Linked DNA regions of Homo sapiens: region 2 is linked to region 1. A link is an interaction called in ENCODE POLR2A ChIA-PET data of the cell type or tissue named here. Cell type or tissue: HepG2. All regions are shown on one strand. Each heading gives the region's core, and the rest is flanking DNA. Links, peaks and the distances in the headings are about the cores only. Region 1 holds the start of MOGAT1 (monoacylglycerol O-acyltransferase 1). Region 2 overlaps FARSB (phenylalanyl-tRNA synthetase subunit beta).

Region 1 (16,670 bases), core at 5,662-10,661:
GCTCAGCCATCTACATTTTTTAACATGGTACAAACTTCATAACAAGTGAACTTTATGATATGAAAGTACAGTTACTAAGCAATATACTTTATTTTTATTTATTTAATTTTGTTTCATTTTAGAGACAGGGTCGTACTTTTTCACCCAAGCTGAAGCACAGTGGCATGATCATAGCTCACCGCAGCCTTGATCTCCTGGGCTCCAGTGATTCTGCCACCTCAGCCTCCCAAATAGCTGGAACCACAGGCACACACCACCACACCTGGCAAATTTTTTAACTTTTTTGTAGAGACAGGGTCTCATTATGTTGCCCGGGCTGAACAATATACTTTAAATGACCAATATTTTGTTTTAAAAATGCATATATAGCTGGGCACAGTGGTTCATGCTTATAATCCTAGCACTTTGGGAGGCTGAGGTGGGCAGATCACTTGAGGTCAGGAGTTCAAAACCAACCTGGCCAACATGGTGAAAACCCATCTGTACTAAAAATATTTAAAAAATTAGCCAGGCATGGTGGTGGGCACCTGTAATCATAGCTCCTCAGGAGGCTGAGGCATGAGAATCACGTGAACCTGGGAGGTGGAGGTTGCAGTGAGCTGAGATCACGCCATTGCACTCCAGCCTGGGCAATAAGAGTGAGGCTCCCTCTCAAAAAAAGAAAAAAAAATGCACGTATGTATGAGTGTGAACAAAATAAAATGGCTACCATGATATACAACAAAATGTTAGCAGTCGCTATTCTTGGATTGGTGAGATTTTTTAAAATTGTATCTTATATTTTACAGAATTGTAACTAGCAAGTATTATTTTATTATGAGAAAATAAAACCAAGGCTATCATAAAACACAATCATGCTCACTCCTTTTCCCTGACTAATCAGACATTGGTAGATTGTCCAGCTCTCTCATTATCACCTGGAATCAGAGCCTGCACCCGTGGATTGTTTTTGCCTATAAAATATGTAATAAGCTCAGAGAAAATTTCTGAAATGATTGTGTCACTTTCCTGTAATGCTTGTGGGTTGGCCAGTAACTGTGAAAGCTATGCTGTCAGGTCTGAAGTTCTTCTCACACAGGTCCTAAATTGCAGTACGGGGTCAGATGACATTTTACACTAGAGCTACTGATAGCTTAAAGGGGCATGCTGATACTGTGTAGTGCTTTCCTGTCCAAAAGCAAACAGGCTCCGCTTGCAGCCTCAGTTTCTTCATTCACAAAATGGTGATAGTATTCCATCTGATGGTTGTGAGGATAAAGTATGTGGAGACAATTTGAAACCTGCAAAGTGCTATTTGATTAGTAGATATTTATACTGAAAGTAATTACCCAGTATATTACCTTCAGTATAAATTACCCAAGTGATCTGAGACTATGACCTCTTTCTGGTGTGAAGTTTAGTAAAACTTGAGCTGCTATCTCCCAGAGGGTGAGGCAGGGCTTTCAATACAGGTAATGGATGATACAGTTTACTGTAACTGGCCTTGCTTTTACTTGCTGCATATCCAAAACTGGTTCTGTTCTATCCATAATCTTATATGCCTTTCCTATAAATTTCCTGGGTGCACTCCAATCTCTCTGTAGATTACTCTGAAACTTTTAGGACATAACCAAAGTCCGTACATCTTTTTGGGTTTCTATTGCTAGATCCATCTAGAATCAAGAAGGTCTGAAAGACCTCACAAGAATCAGTTTGATCAGCACTAAGGAATTTGTCAAAACGATGGTCATTTTAAATTGGATTTTTTTTTTTTTTTTTTTTTTTTTTTGGAGATGGAGTCTCGCTTTGTTGCCCAGGCTGGAGTGCAGTGGTGCGATCTCGGCTCACTGCAAGCTCCGCCTCCCAGGTTCAAGCCATTCTCCTGCCTCAGCCTCCTGAGTAGCTGGAACTATAGGCGCTCGCCACCATGCCCAAGTAATGTTTTTTGTATTTTTAGTAGAGACAGGGTTTCACCATGTTAGCCAGGATGGTGTCGATCTCCTGGCCTCGTGATCCACCCACCTCGGCCTCCCAAAGTCCTGGGATTACAGGCGTGAGCCACCGCACCCGGCCTAAATTGGATTTTTCAAATAAACTCATTACACATTTTATAGTATTGACAATTCCCTCGTTCCTGATATTCTCCTTCCTTAGTTTTCCTGACTCCAGGCTCCTGATTAGCTCCTTGGATTTTTCTACTGTCACTATGCGATAGGCAAAAGCAATACAACATAGTATTGAGTTCTATCAGTCACAGATTTAAATCCTGGATCTACTGTTCACTGAGACCTTGGACCAATGACACAATACTGATGAGCCTCAGTTCCTCATCTGTAATGTGAAGATAACAACAATACCTACCTTGTAGGTATACCATGTGATGGTTGTGAGAATTTTAAGAGAAATAGTTCGTGTAGGGTTTGGCCTATCATGAACACTGAATAAATATTAACTCTGTTGCGGCCTCCTCTACCTCCTACACTGCACTTTCCCTTCCTTCTATGTGGGGTGCTATCCAGAGTTACGTGCTTAGAAATCTTCTCCTGGAGTGAGGTCTGCAGCCTCCACTACCACCTAAACACAGACGGCTCCCTTCCTATCTTCAGCCTTTATCTCTCTTTTGTACATATTTCTTTTTTTTTTTTTTTTTTTTTTTTGGGGATGGAGTATCACTCTGTCTCCTGGGCTGGAGTGCAGTGGCGCTATCTTGGCTCACTGCAACCTCCACCTCCCGGGTTCACGCCACTCTCCTACCTCAGCCTCCCAAGTAGCTGGGACTACAGGTGCCTGCCACCACGCCCAGCTAATTTTTTTTTGTATTTTTAGTAGAGACAGAGTTTCACCGTGTTAGCCAGGATGGTCTCGATCTCCTGACCTCGTGATCCGCCTGCCTCAGCCTCCCAAAGTGCTGGGATTACAGGCGTGAGCCACCGTGCCTGGCCTCTTCTGTACATATTTCTTACCAGCTTCTGAACATCTGCACCTGGCTGTCCAACATGCTGGCATCTCATACTCAACATGTCAAAAACTGAAGTTTCCCCAAGATTCATTTTTTCCCATGTCTGCCTTTCCTTTTCAATGTCACCACCATCCACTGAGTTATCCAAATTGGAAATACTGAAGTCAACTTAACTCCTCCTCACTCATTTCTCCCTTCTGATTGGTTTTGATTGCAGAAGCTTGGCATCATCTGCCCAGAATTTTCTTTCTCTGCTACAAGGGCAAATTTGACAGCCACCATGTTACAGCAATGGGACCCTGTATCTCATTTGAATGAATTGATACAGAAGTTGACGCCTGATGCCAGCTGGATTTTGGACTTGGGACCATAGGGAACTTAAGTCCATTTGATTTAAAGGCGGAAGCTGTAATGTACAAGTGTAGGGCCATTAGTGGCCATGTTTCCCACCCCATGGAGAAAATTAATCTCCAGCAAGGTAAAATGACTCTCACAGCAAGAGAGAAGACAGAGAGAGAGAGGGCCTAGACACATCAAACTGACTGGTTGTTCTTGAGACCCATGTGTCTCTTCCTCCTGAAACTTGACTGTTCAACAACAAATTAAGTTCAGAATTATTAAAGCTTAGCTTGCGAGTATTGGAAAGTTATAGCTGAGACTCAAGAAGTGAGATGTAGATGACCTATAATGCAGAGTCCAAAACCATATTAAAGAATTTGGACTTTATCTTGACAGCAATTGTGAAGAAATTCAAAGATTTTAAACGATGTTTGAAAAGTAATGGAAAAGATCACACTGGGCACGTTGTGGAAAGGGGATAAGGAGTAGTGGTTTGGAGGGTAAAACTCACAGCAAGAAGATCAGTTAGGAGGTTGCAATAATGCAGAGGAGAAATGATAGCAGTCAGGACTGGGAAGATGGCATGTGTTGAAGCAAAACAAAACATCCACTGGATTGGACTGTCTTTGTCCATTCAGGCTACTATAGCAACATATCATATACTGGGTGGCTTATAAACAACCACAATTTATTTCTCACAGTTCTAGAGGCTGGGAAGTTCAAGATCAGGGTGCTGGCATGGTCAGGTTCTGGTGAGGGCCCTCTTTTGAGTTGCAACAGCTGACTTGTTGCTGGGTCCTCCTATGGCAGAAGGAGCAAAAGAGCTCCCTTCAACATCTTTTATAAGGGCACTAAGTCCATTCATGAGGGAGGAGCTGTCATGATATAATCACTCCCCAAAGGCCACACCTCTTAATACCATTACCTTGGTGGTTAGGATTTCACCTAATGTAAATTTTGGGGGACTTGGGGAAAAAACAAACATTCAGACCATAGCCTGGATCTTCTTGGAAACTGGAGCTAAGTAATGGAAACTGCTTTGTCGTGTCCCCAAGGGCACTGTTGTTGGAGTTGCTGACTGCCTCTTTTATAAGATTGCCTTGGGTTCAGGACAGTTGCAGTAAACCTTCCGAATCCCTTTCTTCTTGTTCCTACCTTGAGTGTGTTGCTGGACCTCCAATTACTGTCCCAGGGCAAATGCAAATGAAGGTGTGGGTGAGGGTCATGGGAAGAGAAAGGATATTTAATAAATACTAGTCATTATCCTCATAATTTCTAACAGTAATCAGTCATAGTGTTACAACAATTTAAAAGAGCAATTAGGGGCTGGGCACAGTGGTTTACGCATGTAATCTTAGCACTTTGGGAGGCTGAGGCAGGTGGATTGCCTGAGCTCAGGAGTTTCAGACCAGACTGGGCAACAACATGGTGAAACCCCATCTCTACTAAAAATACAAAAAATTAGCCGGGCATGGTGGTGCGCACCTGTAGTCCCAGCTTCTCTGGGAGGCTGAGGCATGAGAATCGCTTGAACCTGGGAGGCAGAGGTTGCAGTGAACCAAGATCGCCCCACTGCACTCCAGCCTGGGCAGCAGAGCAAGACTGTCTCAAAAAACAGACAAACACACAAAAGGAGCAATTAGAGAAGCACATATTTTGTAGAGAAAATGTCACATATTAACATAAATTAACTAACGGAGAGACAACACTTGAACTTCTATGAATGGAGTTTTCGAAGGAAAATGTGAAAGGAAGGAAGGCAGGAATGGTACATGGGGTCTGAGACCTTGTGTGTACTTGTAGCAATAAGAAAATATGGAGGAAAGGAAACCTTGGATGGTAACCGTGGGGCTACAAAGCCTCACCTTCTCAGGCAAGGTTCCTGCAACTTTCCCCAGAGCAAACATACCCGAGCCTTGTCAGATTGATCAAATAGTTAATTGAGAAGACAATAAGAATGTAGAGGGACCACAGCAAATTTCTTAAACTTTGTTCAAAAGAGCCTTGAAAATAGAACTTCTTAAAGCACATTCCATTGAAACTACCATAGTGATGGCCTTCTATTTTACTTTAACCAGAGCTGGCCGCTCTCAGTGTTGTGTGTTTGTGTGTGTGTGTGTGTGTGTGTGTGTGTGTGTGTGTCTGTGCGCGCACGCGTGAGAGAGAGAGAGAATACTTACTTTTATGATTAATGCATCTTATGAAAATCAGAACCATGACCTTTGCCCTAAACTATCCCCTGTAAGGACTCTGTCTAGACAGAATACTAACAGAATACTATTTCCTTTTTAACCTAACAATGAGAACATTTTTACTTAAGTTACAGTAAAACGTCATGTTATAGAAAGACATTGTCACCTTTCTACTAGTAGATGTTAGTTATAGTAAAGTGCACAGGAAGAAATAATTAGAACAAGGAAATGATTTCTTATTTCTCAATTCCAAGAGTAGCCTTTCATAATTGTTGAGACAATCTGGCCTGTGACCTTATTTCTTCATCAGAGTTGAGAAGTAGAAAGAGGAACCATACCCATCAGTGGAATCCCAGATCTTCAAAGGGACTGTGTTGGTTCCTTCCCCAGGACTTGCCACAGCTGTGGTGCTTGGTACATTTTCATTGAATTATTGTAAACATATATATGTATTATTCACTCATATTTAGCCAATTCCAGGCCCATAGGAACAAAGCTGACACTTCTGCCAAATGTATTTTTCTTTAATCATTTGCTAAAATATTTGTTGACTGAATGGATAACTACACCTCAACCCAAATGACAGGTTCAGTCATCAGCACTCTTCTACTTACCCTTCAATGACTTGTTCCTCTGTTGTGACAACACTCCCTTTCTTCCTTATATTATTTGAGAAACAGCCTAGTATAGCAGTTAGGCTCTGGAATCTTAGGTTCATTTAGAATTGTTTTGAATAGCTTGATGAATTAAAACTTTCCCACTATGTAAATCCAGTGATCACTTAACTCAAGTAACTTGGCACACAATATGTAAACAAATAAATACATGTTGAATGTCAAAAGGATGAGCAAATAATTTAATTGTTGATTAAAATGGTGATGGACTGTTGCATTGACTGAGTGCTGGTGAGTCCATGCTTTGTTTCAGTTGGCTGTGATGGCTGTGACAGGATATGACAGTTCTTATCTATCAGCTTAGTGTTCTGGGAAAGTAACAAATACATTACTAAGCAAGCAAACTCCAAGTGATCAGGATCAGGAGTTCTCGGTGTTTTGCTCTTCTTTACCGACAGATTCGAAATCCAATGAATCAAAGAGTCCTACCATTTATATGTCCCATGCATATCTCAAGTCTATATTTTCCCAAGCTTCCACATCCTCTACAATCATCCTACAATAGCCTTCTTAGGGGATATGCCTACTTCCACTCTTGCTACCTCCAATCTGTTCTAAATAGGTGCCCATTATTCTGTATCAGCCTATGTGTTTCCTTCAGGGCACTGTCACACATTTGGTTGTCTACATAGGTAGGTATTTTCTGTTTCTCCCACTAGACTGTGAGCTGCAGCAGGACAAAGACTTTTCTTATTCACCATTGTAACTCATCTCCTTTCCCTACCCAGTGCCTAATACATAGAAAGCTTTCCACAAATAGTCAATAAGTAAATGTGTGTAAATTCTCAAAGGCACAGAGACCTCATCTTAATTCACGTTTGTGTCATCAGTACCAAGGACAATGCCCAAGGCAATGCAGGCACTCCATAAATGTTTGTTCTATGTTTGGTTCAGTTGATGAAGGGATGACTCGCCTCTCCAGGTTTTATAGAAATTTGAATCTTCTCTATTCTGCCATTTACCAGCTGTGTGACTTTAAGCCCTAATTTCCTCAGCTGCAAAGTTGAAGTGAATGCGTACTTTGTAGGGTTTTTGAGATTACGCCTGTGAGGTCTCTGCAGAGTGCCTGACATAGGGTGTGTTCGTAGTGTCCCCACCTAGCACTGGGGGAAGATTCAAGGAAGAAATCTAAAAGGAAAGAAGAAAGTGACTCCTTAAGTAGGAGGAAAAAGAAACCCAAACAAGTTTTGCATACAAAAAATCACAAACAACTCCTCCAAGTGGCCCTGGTATTTGTTTTAATCCAACTCCCTTTGTATTAAAATGTTGAAGGAGAAAAGGGCATAGGATGGGGGAGAAAGGAGGGCCAACTATATTGTTTTGCCCTGTTCCAAGTCCTCTTCAGCAATGACTTGACAGCTGCTCATCATTTTGAGTTTTTCAACTATGTGGTAATTAATATTTATAAATAAAGTGCAGTGGTTGCTCCCAAGGACTAGGCACTATTTAGAATCTAGCCATCCATTTAGCACATCGTAATTGAAACCCTTCAGTGTCTTGTACTGCTCTTGGGGTTCAAACTTGAACCCTAACTCAGTCTGCAAGGGTCTGGACCTTGCCCACCATTTTTGCCTGATGTCACCCCAATCTCACCCTTGTCCCCCAAGCTCTCACTCTTTGAGCTCTTCTTGGAGTTCAGCCACAGGACCTTTGCATATGTGCTTCCCTTTGCCCGGATGACTCCTGGGTTAACTAGATTTGGCTACAGCTCAAGTAAGGGCACTTCTTCAGACACTTCCCTGACCGTGCAGCAGTCTTGGTTTTGGAATCTTCTAGTCATTCACAGTAGGGTCTTACTTGTAATTATACACCAAATTGTGTAGTTGTTTTGCTTATGTCTGTTTCCCCCTGTACTCTGAGAACAAGACAATGAATAGCTTGTGTCAGGCCTCTGAGCCAAAGCTCAGCCATTATAACCTCTGTGACCTGCATGTACACATCCAGGTGGCCTGCAGGAGCCAAGAAGCCTGGAGCAGCCAAAAAAAACGCAAAGAAGTAAAACAGCCAGTTCCTGCCTTAACTGATTAACCAACATTACAACATTTTACCATTGTGACTTGTCCCTGCCCTACCTTAGCCGATCAATCGACTTTGTGACATTCTTCTTCTGGACAATGAGTCTTATGATCTCCCCACCCTGTACCTTGTGACCCCTTCCTCTGCTAACAATAGATAACCACCTTCTACTGTAATTTTCCATTACCTAGACAACTCCTATAAAGCAACCCCTTCCCCATCTCCCTTCGCTGACTCTTTTTCGGACTCAGCTGACTTGCACCTAAGTGAATAAACAGCCTTGTTGCTCACACAATGCCTGTTGGTGGTCTCTTCACACGGATGCGCTTGACAGCTTGGTTATCCAAGCGCCCGGATGGTGCTCAGCAAGTGGCAAGTGCTCAATAAATGTGGGTTGAATGAATGAATGGGTGAAAGATTCCCGGAGCTCCTGTAGGGAACTGAGGACCCAAGAGTGAGGAAGCCAGGTCCCCTTCCCCATCCGCGGGGAAATTGGAGGTTGCGGGGGGACACAGATCAATAAACTAAGAAACAAGTCTCGCTCATCTCTCCAGCTGGTGTGCGATTCCTCAAACTAACCCTTCCCCAATCACCGAGGGTTCGAATGAAGGGGTGGGATGCTGAAGGCAAGCGCTGGGTGATCGATCAGCTGAACAATGGTCAGATCCTGGTGGAGATCCCAGGTCCTCAGCCAGGCGGCAGGAGCCCGCGCTGCCCGGCTCGGGCTGGCTGCCAGTTGACCCCTCTCCCCGTCCCTCGTGTCCCACGCGGCGCACTCTCGCCAACGCCCGGCGCGCCAGCCAATGCGCCCGGGCCGCTGTAGCTGCTCCGGGGCCAGGGCGCTGGGCCAGCTCTGGCGCCCGGCGCTTGTGATTGGCTGCCCCCAGCCTCAGCCCAGCGCGCCCTCCCACCCAGGGCGCAGTTGGGTCCCCGCTCGCTGCCTAGCCTCTGCCTTTTCCTCTCCGCCCAGCCAGTGCCCAGCGCGGGGCCCGGATCCGGCCGGGCACTTCCCACAGGCGCCGCAGAGCAGCGTGGGTGCAGGCTGCAGTGGCTGGCGCCGTCCTCGCCCGGCCAGGCCATGAAGGTAGAGTTTGCACCGCTCAACATCCAGCTGGCGCGGCGGCTGCAGACGGTGGCCGTGCTGCAGTGGGTCCTGAAATACCTGCTGCTCGGTAAGGACCCCGCCCCCCGGGCCGCGGGGCTTGGGCTCCATATCCTCCCTCGGGACGGTCCGGATTCCAGGACCTGCATAGAACCTTCCAACCCTCGTTCCCCTGTCGGCCAGAGCAGGCAGGTCAAAGAGGGCATTTGGAGCTAACGTGGACTCTGGTTTCCTCACGAGAACCTCATCGCTAACGACTGTTTAATTTTATTTTCTCCTGCGTTACTTTTTTAAATTGAGGTGCACCTTGCCTACAATAAAAGGCGCAGTTATACGGATACAGCTCGATGACTTTTGGCGACTGTATCTACCAAAATGTAACCATGACCCCATCGAACGCATGAGCACTTTAACCCCTCAAAAGTTGGCAAACTCGTTTCTCGAACTGTTGATTCATAGATGGCAAAGTAATGCCTCAGTAGTTAAAACCTTGTTCCTTCTCCCTCTTTGTCTCCCCACCCTCCTGACAAAGAGCAGTGTTCCCTTTCCCGTTTTGGAGATTTCCTGGATGCATAGCAGTACCTTTCTGTAAAGAAGGCTGCACCACTCATTGCATTTGGTTGAGCGGTTTCTCTCTGGAAATAGTTTGACTCAGTAGCGTGTGTGTTCCAGTTGGTTCCCAAGTTGAGCCCATGAAACATACACGAGCCGAATCATTAGATGGGGCAAAAACGTGGGTGGTTTTTCTTTTTGTTTTTTGTTTTTTCCTTCATATTTGTTCTGCTCTTGAAGTAAATAGGGGTGATGTGGGAGGAGGGAGGAATTTGGGGGAGACCCTTCTATTGAAACATAAACTCTTCTGAAGACTAAGATCATGTGTATGCTGTAAGATCATGGATTGTACAGCGTTGGGGTGGTAATAATAGTAATAAGCCCATTGCATTGGAGAGTTTTACACTTTTAAAACTGCTTTTACATTTCGAAAGCCTGAATCAGTGGTTCTCAACCCTGGCTCTAGATGAGAATCACTGGAGAAGCTTCTAAAAAGTGCAGATGCCCAGGCTCCATCCTGGAATTTGTTTATTATTATTATTATTATTATTATTATTATTATTATCTTTGAGACGGAGTTTCACTCTTGTTGCCCACGCTGGAGTGCAGTGGCGCCATCTCGGCTCACCACAACCTCCGCCTCCCGGGTTCAAGTAATTCTTCTGCCTCAGCCTGCCGAGTAGCTGGGGTTACAGGCATGTGCCACCACATCTGGCTAATTTTGTCTTTTTAGTAGAGACGGGGTTTCTCCATGTTGGTCAGGGTGGTCTCGAACTCCCAATCTCAGGTGATCCGCCTGTCTCAGCCTCCCAAAGTGCTGGGATTACAGGCGTGAGCCACCGCGCCCGGCTCATCCCTGGAATTTCTAAGTCATTTGTTTCAGAATGAAGTCTGTACACCTTTTTTTTTTTCCTTTTTCCTCTTAAGAACTCTCCGAGTGACTCTCCTGTGCTGCTAGGTAGAATTTACCAAAAAAAAAAAAAAATGTAATTCAAAGTGTTAACTCATTAAGTCCTCACAGACTACACCGTGAGGCAGGGTTGCTCTGGATCAAAGCACCATGGAGATAACAACACACGACCTTATCTAGCGCTTGGTATGTGCCAGGTGCTGTTCTAAGCAACATCCACGATTAACTAGCAATCTTCACAACATCCCTGTGAGGTAAGGACTATTCCTACACTCCTGGTACAGATGAGGGAACTAAGAGATGAAGTAAATTGCTCAAGGCGATGCAGCTAGCAGGACGTGGTAGAGCTGGTTTCAAACCCAAGTATTCTGCCCAAAGTGTCTGCTTTAACCACTAAACTGCTCTCTTAAATGGCCTGAACTTGGAGTCCGACTTCCTAACCGATCATTCAACACATCTCTGATAGCCACTGTTCTTTTCTTTCATGGCACTTATCATTGCTTGTATCTGTGTATGGCTGTGGTGACTTCAGAAAGTTCTCTATGGCTGTCTTAGTCTACAAGCTTAGTGAGGAAACACACAGTATATGTCTGGCCCATGGAAGATATACACGAATACTTGAGATATACACAAATACTTGAGATATACACAAATACTTGTTGAATGGCTGTTTCTGGTCTATCACCCAGAATAGGAATTATGCACCCACCAGATCCCTAGAGTATTAACTCATGTAATCCTCACAGCAACCTGGTGAGGGAGGACTACCCGTTACCCTCATTTTACCAATGAAGGAACTAGGAGATAAAGTGAGTTACTCAAGATCACATGGCCCAGTAGTGGAAAGTCGAGACACATGTGACCGCATGTGAGTGGATTAGTGACGAGGACATGGCAGATGCTCAATGACCTGTGTCTAATTTGAATCAAACTACAGTGGTTCTAGATCCAATTCACCTCAATGTTTTTGTTTCACACATTTGACATTAGTGTTAGCAGGAGCATATTTTGTATTATATATCTTGGAAATTATATTGTGGGAAATTTCAAACATACAGAAACTAGAGAGAAGAGTATGAATTCCCATATACCCATGACCTAGGTTTATAATTATTTAATAATTTGCCATATATGTTTTATCCATTATTTTGCAAAAATATTTTAAAACAAATCACTTTTTTTGTATAATTTTTTTTTAAGTTTTAGGTTCAGGAGTACATGTGCAGGTTTGTTATGTAGGTAAATTGATCATCATGGGGATTGTACAGATTATTTCATCACCACAATAATTGGCATAGTACCCAGTAGGTAGCTTTTCCTCCTCATCCTCCACCCTCCACCCTCATGTAGGCCACAGTGTCTGTTGTTTCCTTCGTGTCTAGTGAATTCACACATTAAGATATTTTAATACTAAATACTTTAGTTTGCATATTTTAAAAATAAGTATTTTGTGTGTAACCATAGTACTCTTGTCATACCTAGCATAGTTAACAAAAATTACTTAAAATCATGTAAAACAAGTTCAGATATCCTAAATTGTACCAAAACTACACCTTTTTTCTTGTTCTTTTTTCTTTTTGGTAGAAATGGGGCCTCCTTATGTTGCCCTGGCTGGTCTCAAACTCCCAGGCTCAAGTGATCCTCCTGCCTCAGCCTCCCAAAGTAACGGGATTACAGGCGCTAGCCACTGCACCCAGACAAAATACACTTTTACTAGCAATTTCTTTGAGCCCAAATCCAAATAAGACCCATGCATTATATTTGGTTTTTATGTCTTTCAGGTAGAACAGTGTCTCCCCTTTGTTTTCTTGTCAGTGAAACCTTGATGAAACCATTTGACATGGGTCCTGCAGGATGTCTCACTTTGTGAGTTTGTCTGCTTCTTTGCAGGGTTAACTTGTTCCTCTATCCCTTGTATTTCTTTTAAAAGATGGAAGTTAGAGCTAAATGCTTGATTAGATTTAGATGAAACCTTCTGGGCAAGACTTCTTCCCAGGTGTTGCTGTGCACTTCATGTTACATCACATCAGGATGCACAGAGTGTCTGCTTGTCTCATTATTTGTGTCTACAATTGGTCAGTGGGTCTAGGAAGGAAGTAATCCGAGGTGATGACTGGCATGCTGCAATCTTTCATCTAGTGATTTAAGTCATGATGCTTGCCCGAATTACCTGTTTTATTTGAAACTGCAAAATGGTAATTTTCTTTTTCTTTTTTTTTTTTTTTTGAGACGGAGTCTCACTCTGTCGCCCAGGCTGGAGTGCAGTGGCGCGATCTCGGCTCACTGCAAGCTCCGCCTCCCGGGTTCATGCCATTCTCCTGCCTCAGCCTCCTGAGTATCTGGGACTACAGGCGCCCACCACCACGCCCGGCTGATTTTTTGTATTTTTAGTAGAGACGGGGTTTCACCGTGTTAGCCAGGATGGTCTCGGTCTCCTGACCTTGTGATCTGCCTGCCTCGGCCTCCCAAAGGGTAATTTTCTTATTCTATCATTTATTCTTCATTTATTAGCTAGAATTTCTGCAGTTAAAAATTTTGTCTCATCATGTAGCACCATTTGACTACCCTACAATTCAATTCTTACAGGAAATAAAGGATAAATACTCTTCTTTCCATTTAATTATCAAGTTTCAAGTAAGGAGTTGATACAATAGTTACTTCCAGTGGTGACGAGAGATGTTTTATTAATGATGTTTTAAGATCTCTAAATCAAAATCCCAGAATGCATTTTTCTTCCCATCACCAGGAAAGTGAGTTTAAGCTATTAGTACTTGGAATATATTTTAAAGTAGCAAAATGTTTCATTTAGTAATAAAATCAAACAGTAAGCCCTCCTTCTCTGGCCCCCAACCCCCCTTCCCAAGCAACCACTGATCTCCTTTTTTTTTTTTTTTAAATACAGACGGGGTCTCTCTATGTTGTCTAGGTTGGTCTTGAACCCCTTGGCTCAAGGGATCCTCCCACCTTGACCTCTTAAAATGCTGGGATTACAGGTGTGAGCCACACTGTGCCTGATCTGATCTGATCTGATCTGTCACCACAGATTAGTTTGCATTTTCTAGAGTTTTGTATAAATGGAATCACATCATATATACTCTCTTTTTGTCTGGCTTCTTTCACTCAGTGTAATTATTTTGAGACGGTTTCTCATATATATCAATAGTTCATTGCTTTTTGTTTCTAAGCAGCATCCTCTTGCATGGATATATTGCAAATTGTCCAGCCATCTATTGATGAATATTTGGCTCATAGCTATTATGAATAATACCACTGTGAACTTTCACCTACAGATATTTGTATGAACATATACTTTCTTTATTCATAGGTAAACCAAGAATGTAATGCCTTGATTATATGACAGTTGCAGGTTTAACTTTTCCAGAAACCACCAAAGTTTCTTCCAAAGTATTATATCATTTTACATTCTCACTGGCAGGGCATGAGAGCTCTAATTGCTCCATGTCCTTACCATCACTTGATGTAGTCTTTTTAATTTTTGCAATTTTTTTCTTGTGATACTGATCAATTTTAATTCTAGCACTTGAAGCTATATAAGGGTATGCTCTATAAACTTCATGGGATTTTTGTACACATTCAATAAAGTGACAACTTTGTACTTTAGTATCTAAAAATCAGGAACATGCTTTTGAATTGTTTAAACACAATCCACAGAATTAAAAAACAAAGTCAGAAGCCATCCACAATTATACTAATTGTCAACTAAAGTTTTACACTTCATACTTGAGATATAACAGTCAATATCTAGTAGGGAATACTGAAAATGATTTCAGAGTCTCATCCTGTTGTACTCTATTGGGAAGGTTTCTTGAGCAGATATGTGACTGGCCAAAGGTGGGTACAACCAAAACCAGACCAGCAAGTAAAAGTTCTACCACAGCTTCTATAGTTTCCACTTTTTATGTTTTGTCAGTTAAAAGTGAACAATGAGAATTAAATACTTATCTTTACATATTTACAAGGTATGTTGTGAAGTATATTTGCTCATAAACATATAAAAATACTTATTGGCTGGGCACAATGGCTCACACCTGTAATCCCAGCACTTTGGGAGGCCGAGGTGGGTGGATCACGAGATCAGGAGATCAAGACCATCCTGGCTAACACGGTGAAACCCTGACTCTACTAAAAAGCTACCACGCCTGGCATATATATTTTAATGAAATCAGAAATTTTGAAGCAGCCTTGGCATTTCCTTTAAATTTGTCTGGAAATGACTGTTATATTAGCTTCATGGGAAGGACTTACCAGCTTCTAGGTCTAAGGCTAACGTGATGATCATTTGTCTAAGGCTAGAAAGGTACTAATGAGATGTAAACTATAAGGAGAGAAAAAGAAGATGAGGGCTTTTCCTGGAGGCTGATAGCTAAAACTCAAAGGATTCTAGAAAATGACACAGTAGCAGCCTTTCTTGTCTTTTTCTTTCCGTGTCGATTCTGGTGAAGAAGGAAGTTACTGCTCTTGAAATTTCCTTATAACTTGGACAAGTTAATGGAAAGCTTAATCTACATTCATTCTAATCTTTGCTAATGCCTTCTGGGTATGCTGCCTTAAGTTGCCGTACTAACTGTGTCCTTCCTGTGTTTCTTGTCTTTAATGATCCAGATCTGCTTTATTGCCAAATAAAATCATTGGAAACTCATCATAATCCTTTACTCTGAGAATCTGTCTTTGAAATGTATAGATTTTTTCCAAAACTGCCTTGACCTGTGACTCAAAAGACCAACAGGAAGCCCTCACCAGTTTTGATATTCTGTTGTCTCATGGCTCCAACCAAACTCTTCTTGTTCTGCTTTATCTAAAATATCTAGCCAGCCTGCTGTGTTATCTGTCACACACTGCTTTGCATAGGAATCTTAAGTGATTGGGTCATAACCCATTAGAAAAAAGGACTGGATTAACTGGATGATGAGTGCCGACTTGCCCACATACTTCCCCCACTGACCACCAGGAGCCAAGAGAATGTTGCTGAGTCCCAATTTTTGCAGTTTTAATAAGTGTGTAGTGGTGTCTCGATGTGGCTTTAATTTGCATTTCCTCAGTGACTAATGACCGTGAGCATCTTTTCATGTGCTTAGTTGCCATCTCTATTCCTTGTTGAAGTATCTGTTTAAATCTTTTGCCTGGTTTTTATTGGATTGCTTGTTTTCCTATTGCTGAGTTTTGAGAGTTCTTGTGTATTCTAGATATAAAGTCATTTATCAGCGATGAGCTTTGTATAGATTTTTCTTTCAGTCTATGGATTATCCTTTCAATCTCTTAACAATGTCTTTTGAAGAGCAGAAGTTTTAATTTTGATGAAGTTAATTGTATCCATTTTTTTAATAGATTGTGTTGGGTGTCGTATCTTTAAAATCTTTGCTTAATCTGGCTGGGTGTGCTGGCTCATGCCTGTAATCCCAGCACTTTGAGAGGCCGAGGCAGGTGAATCACCTGAGGTCAGGAGTTCAACACCAGCCTGGCCAACATGGGGACACCCTGCCTCTACTAAAAATATAAAAATTAGCTAGGCATGGTGGCGGGTGCCTGTAGTCTCAGCTACTTGGGAGGCTGAGGCAGGAGAATTGCTTGAACCCGGGAGGTGGAGGTTGCAGTGAGCTGAGATCGTGCCATTGCACTCCAGCACCTGGGTGACAAGATCAAAAAACTCCGTCTCAAAAAAAAAAGTTCTTTGCTTAATCCAAGGTCACAAAAATTTTCTTCTATATTTTCTCCTACCAGTGTTAATAGTTTTAGGTTTTCCATATAGATCTATGATCTATTTAGGGTTAATTTTTGTGTGTGGTACAGTGTCTAAATCCATTTTTCTGCATATATATAATCCAATGGTTCCAGCTCTTTTTTGGTAGATCACTATCTGCTCTCTACTGCATTGCCCTTGTGCCTTTATCAAATATCAATTGCCCATATATGCATGGGTTTATTTCTA
Region 2 (16,670 bases), core at 5,983-10,982, 66 kb before region 1:
CAAAGCCACTAGAGATTTTTAATTATTAAAAAGTAAGCCATATGCCAGAGTAATATCAGACAACTCAGTAATCAAGAATGGCAGGGAACAGTAGTTCTTAATCTGCTTCCACTCTACTTTTTAATACTCTGAAGACCTTTTCTTAGTTGAAAAAGCTGTATGTAAAATAACAATAAACTGGAGGAAATGATGCAGCTAAACATGCCCCAGTAACAAAATTCCTGTGTTTACTGATTTGCTTAGGAGTCTGAAAAACAATTTTGTTCCTTAGTTGTGGTATGTATGTGTGTACGTGTGTGTGTATTTTATATACACACACACAAACACATACATATATATTAGATGAAAAACTTAATACCAACTTTATTACTGACTTATTTTGACAAGCCACTTCTTTATACATTGTTTTCTTCAACCATAAACAAAAAAGGATAATCATACTTGCCATTAGATAATCAAAACAGAAATCCCTATGAGAAATGAGGAACCATTATTTGTAATGATACCAATTCTCTGTGGCTTGATGGTTCTTGCAGAAAGCACCCTGAGAAAAAAAGCACTCAGAGCTAGATGTGTGCCCAGGACTCCAAGAGACTAATGCGGCCAATGATGGTGATAGGGGGTGAAAGTAAATCTCCTGCCCTTTTCCAAAGAAAGCCCGTTAGATATACTGAAATACATACTGATTCAGGCTGCCCATGTGTAAAAAGCTTTTCATGTTCATAAATCTTGGACATTTCATACATGGAAAAACTTCAAAAGATTACAATGTTCTACTATGACAGCCAATGTAGATTCAAAAGGAACCACAAGTCTGAGTCTGTAAATATTCATGCTAAATCAAAAACCAAAATAACAACCTGGCCTAACAAAATTGAACATAAAGACCTACAACCACATCAGAAGTAGTGACAGTTTAGGAATGTGTATTTCCTAATTAAAAAAAAAAAATTCTAAACAAAAACAGCAGACATCTACATGTTAGGAAACTAGATACTAAGTATTATATTCTGTATGGGTGCTAAATTATATGGAATTCAAATTATAACATCATAAGTTTAGAATTAGAAAAACCTGACTTTTAAGCAGAAGATCAACACAAATTAGCTGTATCACAAAAAGTTCCAAGTGGCACTATCACAAAATTTTCCAAATGATGAATGCTGTGGCTTCTATCTTCTTAAGGTTTCTTAAATCAGTCCTTTCCTTGGATCCTATGAGCACGATCCAGGCCAAGTCCTCATTATCACTCCTCTACAATGTGCTAAAATCCCTTCCCACCATTCTCTTCACCTCTGCTCTCCATCCCACCCAACCTACATATTGCTGCTAAATTAATCCTTTTAAAGTACAGATCTAATATCACCTACCTGCTTTAAAAGAAGAAAAAAAAGAAGCTTTAATGCTTTTCTCCTAACTAGCTGCAGCCTTTCCCTAGCATTCAAGACTCCAAATATAGTTTCAAGCTCCTTCCTCACCCTATAGCCAAACCACACTACACTGTCTGCTGTGTTTCCAAACATACAGCCTGTGTTTCCTATCATTAGTTTGCCTTGCTTCCCCTGTCTCCACCTATTCTTCCAAAGGCCCATCTCACTTTGCAGAAACTCCCTATTGTTTTTCTGGATGCCCTGAAGAAGTTGCACTTTCTTCCTCTTCGGAAACATCAAGACAATCATTTTAACATCTTGGTTTGAGGGTCGGTATGTGGTGGTCTTTTCCCTGGCTGGTTGCTTGACAGCAGCACCTGTGTCCTACTTATCATTGTCTTTTCTGAAGTCTGCCTTATAACTAGGAACTCACACTCTTCTGATAAATAAATATCTAAGGAACTGATTGAAGCAGGAGAAGTCACAATATTAAGATACCAGTTTACAGAAATATTATCCATCTAAAGGTTACACAAAGCATCACATCCACCACAAGCTATGCTCTCATTTACCATTTCAGCTCTTTGCAACCTTTCAAGTATGAAAGAAATTGGACCTCACGTTCAGGACGCAATCTGCATCAAATTTTTATCTAGCTAAACTGTTTAAGAAATAAGATTTCTGAGAAGATTGTGCATGGAAGGAAAAGAAATGCTTCACATCAGCTTACAGGTTGCCATAAGCCTGGATGACCTGGTCTTAAAGCAAAATTCTAGGATGGTAAACTGGTGAATGAGTATATACAGGCACTAAAAAGGCAGACAACACTGGCAAGGATACTGGGAGGCAGAAGCTGTGGGGTCAACATGCATGACCCGGCTCCGGCTTCTTTAACTTGCCTAACCCCAGTTCCCTCACTCATAAAACCGGGCTCGTGGGCTGGATGAACTCCAAAATCCAGTTCTAACATCTAGAACTCCACAAGCATAACAATGTCTGCATTTTATTATTTCTCATGGAAAGTGGGTAAGAAACAACTTCCTGCTTATTTAATCTCTCATTTATTTAAAAAAAAAAAAAGAACCACACACATCTTCAATCTAAAAAAACCCATAGATTTCAGGGTTATTTTCAAAGGAGTCTCAAAATGAAAACAAAAACAAAAATTAAACAACCACCAACAAAAACAATCCCTGAGGACTAATAAATAAAAGAAAAAAACATATTACCCCACCAAATCTCATTACTAACTGTTAAATAACACTTTAAAAGTAAATGTTCTGTTAGAAATTTAAGATGCCAAATAGAGTTATAAAGCACAGTGAGGTAAACGGTAGGAATAAGTGGTGAAATATTTCTCTCAAGTTGTTTCTGGACCTTTCATCTAACAAAATAAATTTAGATTGAAGCTGCAGAAATATGAAAAGCAAAAATTTCAGAGTTCCTTGGATAATGAGAAACTATTAATAGAATATTAGGAGCACATATATACCATTTAGTTAGCCTAGCTTAAACTCTCCAACAAAGATTTTACTGTACTTGGGATTTTATACACGAGGATTCCCACCCTTGCTCTGCAAACTTTATGACTTGATTAACATGTGTGAAATCTTTCAGAATAACTTCTGAGGTTTTTGTTTTTGTTTTCTTTTTTCTTTTGTCTTAAAGCCATCAGACAGGCAGCTTTTGAGTGCAAACCATCACTTTAGGTCTTACCAGCTTCCAGTTAAAACTTCTGGGTTCACCATGTGCTGATGGCTTAAAGGTGCCAGTGATTTAGCCATTTTGATGGCTTAAAGGTGCCAGTAACTAGGGGTTACAGCTCAGTTGGAACGAAAGTATACTGTGCAGCACTTACGAGAGTTCTGAAAAGTGTTTTCTTAAAATGCTGGAGGGAAAGGGGATATTTTCTGGATAATATTGACAATTAATTGAAATAAAACTCTCCCTTTCTTTCTAAAATCCCAAATCAAAACTACCAACTTCATCAAAAACAAGGTGTAGCCTCTTCCTGACACTGTCACTAACTCTGGATTCGGCTCATCTGTCTTACCTTCTGATGCTTTGATCACATATCCCCCCTTGTCTTCACCAGGAGGCACATCGAGCAACTGCATAATTCTGTCCAGCAGCCCATGAATGATCTCAAACCCAGGATTCTTGTTGTAATAAACAGCACAGAGATGTCTGTAGTTTTTTGCACCTACATCTAGAAAAATAAAGGAACTGGTCACAACGCTGTATTAACCATTGCTTAAGAAACTGATTTACCCCAGTACAAACTTAGAAAAAGTCAACAAAAAAGAAAACCAAATATTAAACATTCAGAGAAGGATTCAACCTCACAAATGCAAAATAAGATAAAATAGTCTTTTTTCAGCTCATCAAATTCCCTAAGGTGTTTTATTTGGGGGAAAGAGTGAAAAACCCTCAATGCTGACCAGGGAAAATAAGGCTTCACTGAGGTATAAGTTGGTAAAATTCTTTGTAAACAATTTACCAATATATCAGAGCCTTAAAGCTTCATACTCTCTTATTCATAATATTAATACTACCCAAAGGAAATAATCCTAAATTCAAAAAGGCTTTATGTAGAAAGACATTTACTACAACATTATTTCCAATAGTAAAATTATAAACAACCTATATTAGGGATGGCTACATAAAGTACAGTGCAATCACTCATCAGGATACTAAGCGGCTATTAGAAAGCATCTTTATGATGGTTTATCATAACACAGCAACAGCAAATACTTATCATAGTAAATGAAAATTAAAAAGAGACCACAAGGTTCAAAAAGAGGCAAAACTAAATTACATTGTTTAAAGAACAAACATAGATTGGAAAACTATGAAGCAAGTAAGGTAATGACTATGACCAAAGTTAGGCTAACAATTACCCTAGGTTAAAATGAAGAATCTGTGATGGGGAGGGGTCATATAAGAAGCTTAGGATACTGGCAATGTTCCATTCTTAATGTGGCTGATGGTTACACTAGTGTGTACTTTGTAATATTTTAAAAACTACCTATGTTGAATACATTCTTCACAAAGCATAAAAAAAGCAGAATACTAAAGTTTATGAAGCTATGCTACCACATGGGTGAATCTTGAGGACATTATGCTAAATTAAATAAGCCACTCACAGTAAGACAAATACTGCATGATTCCATTTATATGAAGTATCTAAGTCATGAAACTCGGAGAAACAGAAAGTAGAAAGGTAGCTGCCAGGGGTTGGAGGGAAAGGGAATGGGGAATTGATATTGAATGAGTATAAAAGTTTAGCCATGCAAGATGAAAAGTTCTAGAGACCCACAACAACGTGCACATAGTTAACACTACTGTAACTGTGCACCTCTAAAAGTTTACTAAAAGGGTAGCTCTCATATGTTTTTTACCACAATAATAATAATTTTTTAAAGTATATGAAGAATAGGGCCAGGCAAAACAGCTCATGCCTGTAATCCCAGCGCTTTGGAAGGCCAAGGCAAGAGTTTGAGACCAACCTGGGCAACATAGCAATACCCCATCTCTACAATAATAATAATAATAATAATAAAAAGATGAAAAACAGAATCACAACTACATAAATATAGCCATAAGCCAAAAAACCCCATGAACAGAGAAAAAGACTGAAAAGAAATATACCTAAATGTTAACAGAGGTTATGTTTGGGCAAGGATAATTTTTTCCAACTTTTATTTACTTCCCAGTTTTTCCATGATTAGTATATATTATTCTACTTTGAAAACTAAAACAAACTTACAAACTCAATATTTCATTTTATTTCACTTTATTTTTTGAGATAGGGTCTCGCTCTGTTGCCCACCCTGGCGCAACCACAAATAATATAAAAGTGCACTGCAGCCTCAACTTCCTGGGCTCAAGCAATCCTCCCACCTTAGCCTCCAGGGTAGCTGGGACCATAGGCACACGCCACCACACTCAGCTAATTTTTTAATTTTTTGCAGAGACAAAGTCTCACTCTGTTGCCCAGGCTGGTCTCAAACTCTGGGCTCAAGTGATCCTCCTGCCTCAGCCTCCCAAAGTGCTGGAATTAAGGTGTGAGCCACTGTGCCCAGCTAAAGGCAATATTTTAAAAAAGAATTCCAACAGTCCAAATGAACACTGATAACAAACTGGTACATCCATACAGTAGGATACCACTCAGCAACAAAAAGGAACAAACTGTAGATAGACTTGACAACCTGGATGACTCTCAAAGGCATTACGCTGAAAGAAAGAAGGCTCTCAAAAGGCTACAGACAGTATGAGTCCATTTATATGACATTCTGGAAAAGGCCAAACTTATGGGAACAGAGAACAGATAGTAGTTGTCTGGGATTAGGTATGGGAAAAAAATGCAACTAAAATAAGGCGTTTTTAGGGTGATGGAACTTTTTGATCTTGTAGTGATAATTATAATCATCTAAACCTCTCTCAATTTACAAATCTAATGTGATCTTAAAAAAAATACCAATAGAATTGAAAAAAATTACATAAATGGATTCTAAAGTTCATATAAAAAAACAATAGTGATAGAGGGAGACTACTAGATATTAAAATTTATACATCTACAGCAATTAAAACAGAGTGGCAATAATTTGTGAGTAGTCATACAGATGAGTGGAACAGAACAGTTCAGAAACAGATCTAAATACTTACAAGAATTGAGAATATGATAAAGGTGGCTTTTCTTTTTTTTTTTATACCATATTATCCAGTAATTCTACTTCTTTTTTTTTTAATTTTATTATTATTATACTTTAAGTTTTAGGGTACATGTGCACAACGTGCAGGTTTGTTACATATGTATACGTGTGCCATGTTGGTGTGCTGCACCCATTAATGAGAGAAGTGATATCTTTATGATGCTGCGTATTTCTATGAAAGAACGTGGTGTATCTTCCCATTTGTTTGGGTCTTATTTCATCTCTCATTAGCACTTTAACATTTTCTACAAATAATATTTCTTGTGTTTATTCCTAAGTATGTTATCATTTATGTTTTGTGCTATTATAACATGGGTCTTTTCTTCCCTTAGAGCTTGAAATTAGACATATTGTATCTATAAAAGCTATTGATTTCTGAAAATTAATTTATTAAATTTTTATTTTGTAAAAAAAAAAATCATCTAAACCTGTAACAAAACTCATTTTTAAAAAGAAGTACCTAAGTATAGAGAGGAAGACTGAAAGTCAGCAGTCATCATTTAACTTTATAACACTTGTGGCCCTTCAATACATTCTGGAGACCGCTGCTCTAACACAAACATAGAACGAATGCTGGCCTCATTTTGCTTTCCAAATTAAAAAGAGAAAAAACAAACTAATATCTGAGGGAATAAACTGAAAACAGAAAGCTGCTTCATGTTAGCATACATTGAGCAAAACTTCTTCCACGGATTTACTCCCATAGGTAAAAGCTACTAGCAATAGTTGACATAAAATACAGAATGCCTTTTATCTTCTAGATATCCAAGTAAAACATGAATATTTTAAGACACTGTACTCTAATATTAAAATAATATAAAAGTAAGCACATAAATGGAGGAAAACGAAAACTAACATTAACTGTTAATCTGTGGTATCGATTATCTGGCACATGCTAGGTATTAACTATCTGTCAATTTATCTATAATCTTATTTAATTCTCAAGACAACCATGCAAAGTAAGTATTATTATTCCTATAAAACAGATGGAGAAACAAAGCTCAGAATGATTAAGTAACTTGGCCAAAGTCAAACTAATTGGCTGGAGCTAATACGATTAATTATATTATTATTAATATAATTAATATTATATTATATATTATTATATATATTAGATAATAATAATAAATATAATATTAATTATATATATTAATTAATTATATTGCTAATACGATTAATTATCTGGTCAAAACCAGGATTTGACCAGAATTAACTGACTGTAAAACCCATGCTCTTTCCACTATAGGGTACACCCAAAAACATTTAAATGAAAACAAACAATATAAGGGCAAGCTTATGTATGGCTATATATCCACTTAATATGGTCAAAGATGTGCATTGTTGAGGCCAGGCGCGGTGGCTCACGCCTGTAATCCCCGCACTTTGGGAGGCCAAGGCAGGCGGATCACAAGGTCAGGAGATCGAGACCATCCTGGCTAACATGGTGAAACTCCGTCTCTACTAAAAATACAAAAAAAATTGGCCAGGCATGGTGGCAGGCACCTGTAGTCCCAGCTACTCAGGAGGCTGAGGCAGGAGAATGGCGTGAACCCGGGAGGCAGAGTTTGCAGTGAACCGAGATCACGCCACTGCACTCCAGCCTGAGCAACAGAGCGAGACTCCGTCTTAAAAAAAAAAAAAAAAAGATATGCATTGTTGAAATGTTTTTTATATGATAAACAGATGTTTTATTTTCAAAAGTTTTTGTGAAACTTAAGAATTCCATTTAAGCAACTGAAATAAATTATTTTTAAGAGTCAGTGAAGTTTCTAGCCATGAAAGTATTGTTACTTATGGAAAGTATATTCTGAGTTGAACTTCGGACTGAACAGATACAAAGAAATAACTGCCCTTGCCATTTAACATTTCTCAGTACACACTATATTCAAGGCGCTCTATTCTAGATATTCTTTGATGATAGAGGTCAAAGCCAGTACAAGACATCTACAACCTAAACCGTCAGTAATTCTTCTTTGTTTCTTTGAGACAGGGTCTCACTCCAGTAGCCCAGGCTGGAGTGCAGCAGCATGATCTTGGCTCATTGCAGCCTTGACTTCCCAGGCTCAGGCGATCCTCCCAACTCAGCCTCCTGAGTAGCTGGGAGTACAAGCACACATCACCATGCCCACTGAATTTTTTTTTTTTTTTTTTTTTTGTATTTTCAGTAGAGACAGGGTTTTACCATGTTGCCCAGGCTGGTCTCGAACTCCTGGGCTCAGGCAATCTGCCTGCCTCAGCCTCCCAAAGTGCTAAGGCTACAGGCATGAGCCACCATGCCAGACCTCAATAATTATTTTCTGAGTAAATGCCTACAGCCTAAAAAGAAGATAAGCACACACAAATAGCTATTAAACAGGGCCAGGAGCAGACAGTGGGCCATATCTATGCCAGCTGAGATAAGCGAGGAGCATACCACTGTCACCTCCATCATTTCCATTTTTAAAGATAAAGAAATTTGGTATCTAAAAGCTATAAGTCGACATTAAAATCAGACAGGCACAAAACCTCACTAAACCAACCATATTCATAAACTAAATTGAAGAGCCTGATTCCACTGTAGGAATACAAACTTTCTCTCTCTCTCTCTCTCTCTCTCTCTCTCTCTGTGTCTCCCTTTCTTTCATTCTCTCCCTCTGAAGGGAAAAAAATGAAACGAAACAGAACTAAATTATCCCTTTCATACTACTGACTTGCTTCTGGGTATTTTTGCCATGTGGTACCCATTTGTTGGTGTGGATGTCACATGCTTCCACTTTAACACACAGGCACGTATTGAAACAACTTTGGAGTTCCATTTTTGCTGTGAGAGAAGAGCCCAACAGTAATACTACCATTAAGAGAGAGCTTAGCAACTAAACTGGAAGCTTTATTTTGGTAATCTTTGCCAAATTCCAAGTACTTTTTTCCTGATTTCTAAATTATGTAAAGCTTTTATATTTCTGATATGAGCAGCAATATCTGGATTAAAAATTTAGAATTTTAAAAAACAAATTAAGTAAACTTGTGATGAGAATAATAAAATCACAATTAAAAAATATAGAATGTAGGCCAGGCACAGTGGCTCAGGCCTGTAATCCCAGTACTTTAGAAGGCCGAGGCAGAAGGATCACTTGAGCCCAGGAGTTTCAGACCAGCCTGGGCAACAAAGTGAGACTCCATCTCTACAATAAATTATTTAAAAAAATGTAAAGATTAGCCAGGCACACTGGTGGTGTCATATGCCTGTAGTCCCAGCTCCTTGGGAGGCTGAAGTGGGAGGATCCCTTGAGCACAGGAGTTCGAGATTGCAGTGAGCTATGATCATGCCTGAGTGACAGAGTGAGACCCTGCCTCAAAACAAAAACAAAAACAAAAGAGAACTTAAAAAATTTATACTCTATTTCATTCAAGAAAGGTTTCAGGATGTTTATAGCATACACATACAATAATGAACTATATATTTTTAGATTTAATTTTGCAATATTTTTAAGAAAAGCCTGATTTCTAGGGCTTTGTATTAAGCCCACCGTAATAATTAGATTAACCTCATTATTTAGGCGCCCCCTCCCAACTCCACACTGATTGGCTGGCTTTTTACGTTTCCCAAGGGTTATTGCTCTCTCCGGACTTACTTCCTTATATCTTGCTAAGATACTCCCTCTACTGTAGCTGAACTGAATCAAAGGAGAAAATAACCACAAACTTATTTCCACCCATTCCTCCTTGAAATTGCTGGGTATAGTAACATTCCCATTTCCTAGTATGTTGCACTAAGAGACCATACTACATCATAGAAAGTCCACTGACTACACACCACAAAATAAGAACTATTTAAAAGTCATGCCAAAGCTGGGGTTTGTTGGAAATGCCTCAGTTCTTTTATAACTCAGTTAACAGACTGCTTGTGTCATGCCATCAAACAATTCTGCTTTTTAAATGGGCCTGGCAAGTATGTCAGCCTAAATTATCTATGTATTTCACAGACTTCAAAGTACTGCCTGGAGAGGGCTGATCTAAGCTGCGCAAAGGAGGGGCGGCTAGCTACAATTCTATAAGATGAAAGAACACGCCAAATGATTTTTTAACAGAAAAGAAAAAGGAGTGGTACATGATGTCCCCTTGTAAATGACTATTACATATAACTCAAATTTTTCAAATAGGCTCCTGTTTGGTATAGATCCTCTTCCACCAAAGTACCAATGATTAAAAACTAAGGTGTTTGGTTATGTTATCATACATGGCACAGACTGGAAAAGAGCAGAGTCTTCCAGAGAAACTTTCCACTCCTATTCTCACATTCACCTAAAAGCCCAAAGAAAGATGCTAGGAGAAAACCTATTGGGAGACCAAAACAGCTTCTAGAATAATCAGAGGCTGATGTGGAGCTTGAGGTTAATAGTCTGGCCAAATTCAGAAAATAAAACAAAGCAACTTGATTCTTCTATTCCATCCAACAAATTTATCTCACATTGGAACCCACAAGACTATAATTTATATTGCAAATTTTATACATCTCCTGAAGAATTTCAGTGCAGGCCTAAATGATTCACAAATGCAACAAGAATCTTGTGAAGACATAATGCCTCCAAAAATCATATCAAATGTGGGTAAACAGGAACCTTTCTCTTGGTAGGATGCTAAGTTTGTAAAAAATCCTTTTATGAAGAGAATTCAACAAATTATCACACATTTAGATGTTTACACCTATGGAATGATCAATTCTAGTTCTAAAAATACCTATTTGTATAAAGGTACAAGGACATTTCTTGCAACAGACATAGTTTAGCAAAAGTTTGGTAAAAATCTAAACATTCATAACAATCTAAGCAAATAAATTATAGTACATTGATATGATGGAAGATTATCCAGCCATTAAAAAGAAATGAAGTTGATAGAATGTGCTCAGAGGAGAAACAAGGTGCAGAACAAGACAGGTAAAGTATATCCCATTTGTATAAACATTAAAAAGTATTTATCCATTATCTATGGCTGTAAATAAAAGCATAACATATGCTTGTATGAGCACAGAAAAGGGCCGGCAACTAATTCTAAGAGTAGGACTAAGGAGAAGTTGGATATTAAAAAAAAAAAAATAAGAAAAGATTAGAATTGCTTTTAAATTAAAAATACATATTCATGAAAGGTCTTAAAACATCACAAATATATTTTCAATTTTTTTAAAAAGAAATAAAGCTTAAGAACAATTTTCCTTAAAATGCCCTCCTATATTATAGCACCAAAGTACAGAACTTCCTTTTTAAAATAGTGCTGAAAAGCCAAGAAACAAATATGAGGAAAAATCTATGACCTTCTCAACGCATGAAGGAAAAAGTACGTCCTTGTGGGTTGGCTTTTATTTAGTTAATGTAAACCTGGAATGGATTTTTTACCTATTAAAAAAAAAACACAATATTCAATGCATGACAGGACACATTATACTCACGTTAGCAGATCTTAACTATGTGGAACCAAATGTACTAAAATAACTTTCTATATTAAAAATGATGTATTTACACAGTTAAGATGCCATCATGTATGCAAATGTGTTACTTCAAAAATTGTTAATGTCGATGCTCCTTACACCCATATTTTTTGAATTAATAATTGGAAATTCTACATGCCAAAAATATGAAATGGTGAAATTAAATTAATCCAGACTGATGACATAAGCTCTCTTTGGAAAACCACATTCCACATGTGGACGCTAGATAATCCTCCATTATTTGAGGGCTCCAGAATTACTGGATAATTTCTCAGAACTGAAGTATTTCACAAGCCCACAATGAAAATGCTTTTATTGAGTTATTTTTAAGCATAGAGTTACACAAAAACCTTTAAAGATCTGACCGCTATATTTTCGTAACTTATAAGACAGATACACAAACACCAACATACATATATGATACAAACCAATAGCAAATTGAAAGAACAAACCAAATCATAAAAGAACAGTGAATTAGGTTTGTTCTGTGATGGCCTTGGTGGTCAAGGGAGGAGAAAGGAACAAGAATCTTAAACATATATTGTGACTAAAGTTTAAAAAAAAATTCTGTATTTCTACATCCAAACTAAGCAGGTAAGAAGAAGTAGATCATTCGCTCATTTAGAAAAGTTTCAGGGAAAATGTGAAATTTTAAAAACTATTTTGTCAGTGATTTGAGGGGTAGAGGAAATGTAGCTTGCACCAGGACTACAGCAATGCTTTAGAGAAAGTTAATAATGCTCTGAGCAAAAAGTGAAGGCTTAGCCTGCTTCATGAAGAAAGTGACACTAACTGGAGCCCTATGAACGGTCAAGAGGCTTTAACCTATCCTATTCCATCTATGTTTATTAAAATCCAACATTTTGTAAATGTAGTAGTTATAAACAAAATGCATGGCAATTTGATTTTCAGGGTTCTCCACAGATATATGTCAAATTGACAATTGGAGGATTGTATCTTACTAAATCTAAATCACCCTCTTACATTGCAAAGCCAAACCAATCTTTCTTTGGCTCTTGTTCCTTTTACACTTAAACTCACTCAACCCAGTGATATGTTTTCTCTTGCCATTTCAGAGAGATTCTATCTATATACATTGGCAGCTTCAGTGACCATAAAGGAATAAACTGCAATCACAGAAGTCAATCTGTGTTTAAGAAAAAGCCTGAATATTGGATTTTGCAAAATACAGTTGCTTTTCTGGGCATAAGGATTAAGAATTCACAATTAGGTCCTTTGTTCCCCAGAAGTCATTTTTCTTTTAAACTATTTTGTTTATAGTTTAGTTGTTCCTGACATTTAACAGAAAAAATTAAAATGTTAAGGATTTAAACCAATCACCAACCAATAGCTCACACAGCAGCCTGATATGGCAGCTTCAATGCTGCGTCTGCTGACTTCCTTGTTATCAACTGAAAAATTTACCCCACAGCAGAGTCTGCATTCAACTTCTCATTCCAAAAGCATATGCCACTCTGCCCAACAAAATGCATAAATCAGCTGAGTCCCTTGAGTCATGACTAATTTTTTAAAATGTTGCAGCAACTTCATATCTAGAGTCTCAATAAATGCAGTGGTTGGCTCAGCCTCAAAGAACCTGAATGTGTCTGATTTAGAGTGGAAGTCTTAATGCTCAAAAAGTGTGCCTGATGCAGTCTCTAAACTGGCAGCCTGACGGCCTCATACAACACGGATGGTCAGTCAAAAAAGTCTACATTAGAATAAGAAACTGTCCAACGAGGTCAAGCATGAAAATAGGGCTAGGAGTCTTTCATCTACTCTTACAGGAATACTGGTCACATAAAATGTGTGGGAGGCATATCGAAATCCAGTATGGATTCTATTTTCATTTTGGAAGACATGCTTGCCCACCCCAAATTGATACAAGGCTGGGAAGGTTGGGTTTTTCCTTAATATTAGAAAACAAGTTAATGGCAACTGTTGCTCCCTTCTGAGCTACCAAGGGGCAACTGGTACATTCTCTCAGCATTATCTGTAAGAATCTGCTCACAGGTTTGTCTCCCTTAAGACTGGCAACTCTTTCTCTGATATTCTAAAGCAGTCTCTAGCAATGAAAAAGAACTTAAAAATCTTTTCCACCAATGTGCTGTGCTGAATGAGACTGCCTTGCTCATTCTTGCCACTCTATCTCTACTCTTTTGAACCAGTAGTTTAGGTACTGCTCCCACCAATGAAAATCTGAGGAATTTTCACATCAACTGGAAAACTATGGTTTAGACTTTTTTCTTCAAAAAAGTTTCATTATTTAGAAGGAAATTGCTAATGTGAATCCAACAGAGAAAAATGGTTACTGGTTTGAGAAACAGTAAAAACATGTTAATTCACTCAAAAAAAGTAGGTGACGAATTACTCAAAAAACAACATTCCTGTTTCCATAAATAAATTCCCACATTCGTCTGTTTTAGTTTTCTTATTCTAAAAATAAAAAATAGAAAAAATAGAAAATAAAAATTAAAAAAAAAGCATAACAGAACCAATTAAGTCAAAAGTTAGGATAAGAATTGGCCCCAAGTGCCTCAGCAAGGTGACATTAGCCCTTTAATGGACAGCTAAGGCTTTCAAGTCATTCTAGTAAAAAATTCCCATAAACCAGGATGCTAAATTATCTGAGCTTAGGAATTGTAAATATCTTAACAACAAGACCAAACACCAACAGTTCTTATTACGTGGCTAGAACTTTTCAAACTGCAATTTCATTTAATCCTTATAACATATCAATGAAATAAGTGCTATCATTATTCCCACTGTACAGATGAGAAAGCTGAGCCACAGAGAGAATAAACAAATTGTCCGAATTTAAGCAGCTGGTAAAGGCAGAACCATGACTCAAAGCCAAGCACTCTGGCTGCAGAGTCTCTCTATGGAACTGTGGTGCTTTGCTGCCTCCCCTGTTGTCCTCTATGTACAGCAGATGACAAGTAGGGAATCCATATGTACATTTTTAGAATACTCCATCAGAGAAGCTCATTTTGTTATGAAACAAAATCCAGGCCTACCTAAACAGAAAACATACTCCAAATAAACTAAAGCAAACCTATGTTTTCAAGATGGTAGACTTACCAAGCACATTTACCTCCCTTCATTTCTCAAATCCCATTGATGATGGAAAACTTTTTAAAAAAAGAATAAAGAAGAATGGTACAAGACAACAGGCAAAAGTAATACCAGAAATGAATCAATGGAGAAAATAGAGTGGTGTAATTATAACAAAAGACAGATATAGAAGAGGTTTCCTACAGAAATAGAACTATCCTTCCCAACGAAACAAAGTACTGCAGAAACGCAAATCTAAAAGATATATGAACTGAGTTTCTGGGATAATCACCTAAGTAATTTGTTCTTTCTTTCTTTCCTTTCTTTCTTCTTTTTGGGGGGGCGGGGGGGCGCGTGGGGGAGACAGGGTCTTACTCTGTTGCCCAGGCTGGAGTGTAGTTAGTGTAAACATAGCTTACTGTAGACTCAACCTTCTGGGCTCAAAAGGTTCTCCCACCTTGGCCTCCCAAAGTGCTGGGATTACAGGCATGAACCAACACACCTGGCCACCTAGGTGATTTGTTAGAAGATGGCCTATAGCACTAGCACTTAAGAACAGCTCTCTCAATAGGAAGTCATCCTAAGCATAAGCCTTCGGGCCAGAAAGAGAAGCAGAGTACAGTCTACACCTGGGCCTTTCCAACAAACACAAATTAAAACAAAAATAGCAAAGGCACCACTACCCAGGACTAAAATACTGCCAAGTGCCCCATCCCTACAACAGCCCCAGCTTCCTCACCCGCACCCTCTGCCTGGTTGTGAGCATGCCCAGCCCCACAGAACCGTGCATGGCCCTCAGCGAGCCCTAGCAATTAGGGAAGAGGCCTACTGCTGAAACAGTATTACAAAACTTTTGAGGAAACCTAGTGTAATTAACCTAACCCTGATTTATAAATGTAACCATATATTTATAAACATGAACAGATCATCAAGGATCAAAACAATACAAAACCCAAAGAAATAAGATGAATGGAAACAACTCAAGGCTAACAGAAAAATTTGACAATGGAATTATATCAAATTCTCAGTTATCTCTACCAGTGGAGGATTTAAGGCACAAGAACACTCAAAACTATTTGCAGCTGGCACTAAACATGTTTTCTGATTTCTATTATAGTAAATTTACCACCTAAAGAAAATTCTACATAGTGATATTAAACACGAACTTTCATTCTCTAAGGATGTGTGACTGAGATCTGTACTATGGCTCCAGCTCCAAGTTCAATATTTTATGCAGCCCTGGGCAAATTACCACTTTCTGTCTTAATTTGCCAATCCATTAAATGGGACAATATTGGGGAACAGATGGAATCCAGCCTTGGCTGGAGAGTTTGCCATGGACAGTAGTAGCTCTGGTCATACCTCTATAATTCCTAAGATAGGTCGATTTACAGTCAATAGTTGTGACTACTTTGGAAAGTTAAGAATGATATGTTTATCCTCTTCTGGAGAAATTGAGAATAAGGTCTCTGCTTTTGTCAACTGATTCAAAAGAACACACTCTGAATTCTGCAGAGTCTAGAGTAAGCATCGCTGCATAAACACTGCTAGTAATTGATCTGTTAAATCCAGAAACCAAGGAAACACAGCAATTGAGTCACTTAAGGTATTGCTCACCAAGGGACCAATGCACATACAGCTTCGAACAGTCAGATTTGTATCAGAGACTGGAGATGTGGAGTTTGAACAAGACTGAATTCCTTGGCAATCAAGTGGAGGTACTTACTAAATATATACTCATTAAATAACCACCAACCACCACATTCCAAGTGTTGGACCAAGCAACCCACTGTACTAACAAGCCCAGGGCTTACTCAAAAGTAACAAAAACTGGTAAAACACATTCGCAGTCACTGGTACAATGGTAATGGTGGACAGTCACTGCTAAACTAGAATGACATGATATCAAGTATGTTAAGACAATATGCATATAAATCACGCCATATAAGAAAATGTTCCACAGTGCTTGTCAAGTTGAGGTTTTAACAGTAATCTTCTTAATTATTAAATTCTTTGTTGAAAAATGCTTTCCATTAAAAGAAATGAGAGACATAGCAACCAAATAGCTGG

What was found. Peaks named below come from ENCODE experiments on the same cell type or tissue, not always from the same donor. Only the 100,000 strongest peaks of a DNase experiment are listed, where the experiment ranks them.
Region 2: POLR2A ChIA-PET joins it to region 1 with 9 read pairs; 6 of 35 experiments call an interaction of 5 or more read pairs at or near these places.

Annotation. Positions count from the first base shown.
Region 1 is chr2:222,662,549-222,679,218 of GRCh38, forward strand. It overlaps MOGAT1 (monoacylglycerol O-acyltransferase 1), which reads left to right and starts at 9,110. Exons shown (of 6, transcript NM_058165.3): 1 at 9,110-9,331. The coding sequence starts at 9,238. It overlaps LOC124907985 (a long non-coding RNA gene), which reads left to right. Exons shown (of 2, transcript XR_007088095.1): 2 at 8,088-8,454. It also overlaps the pseudogene RRAS2P2. In HepG2, for the core only: a CTCF peak has its summit at 9,413; DNase peaks (open chromatin) are centred at 8,173, 9,023 and 9,363; H3K4me3 peaks cover 2,504 bases.
Region 2 is chr2:222,596,505-222,613,174 of GRCh38, forward strand. FARSB (phenylalanyl-tRNA synthetase subunit beta) reads right to left here. Exons shown (of 17, transcript NM_005687.5): 16 at 3,424-3,579. Among named protein-coding and RNA genes, the nearest start is that of FARSB, 51 kb to the right of the region's middle. In HepG2, for the core only: no CTCF peak of the experiment used is centred there; no DNase peak of the experiment used is centred there.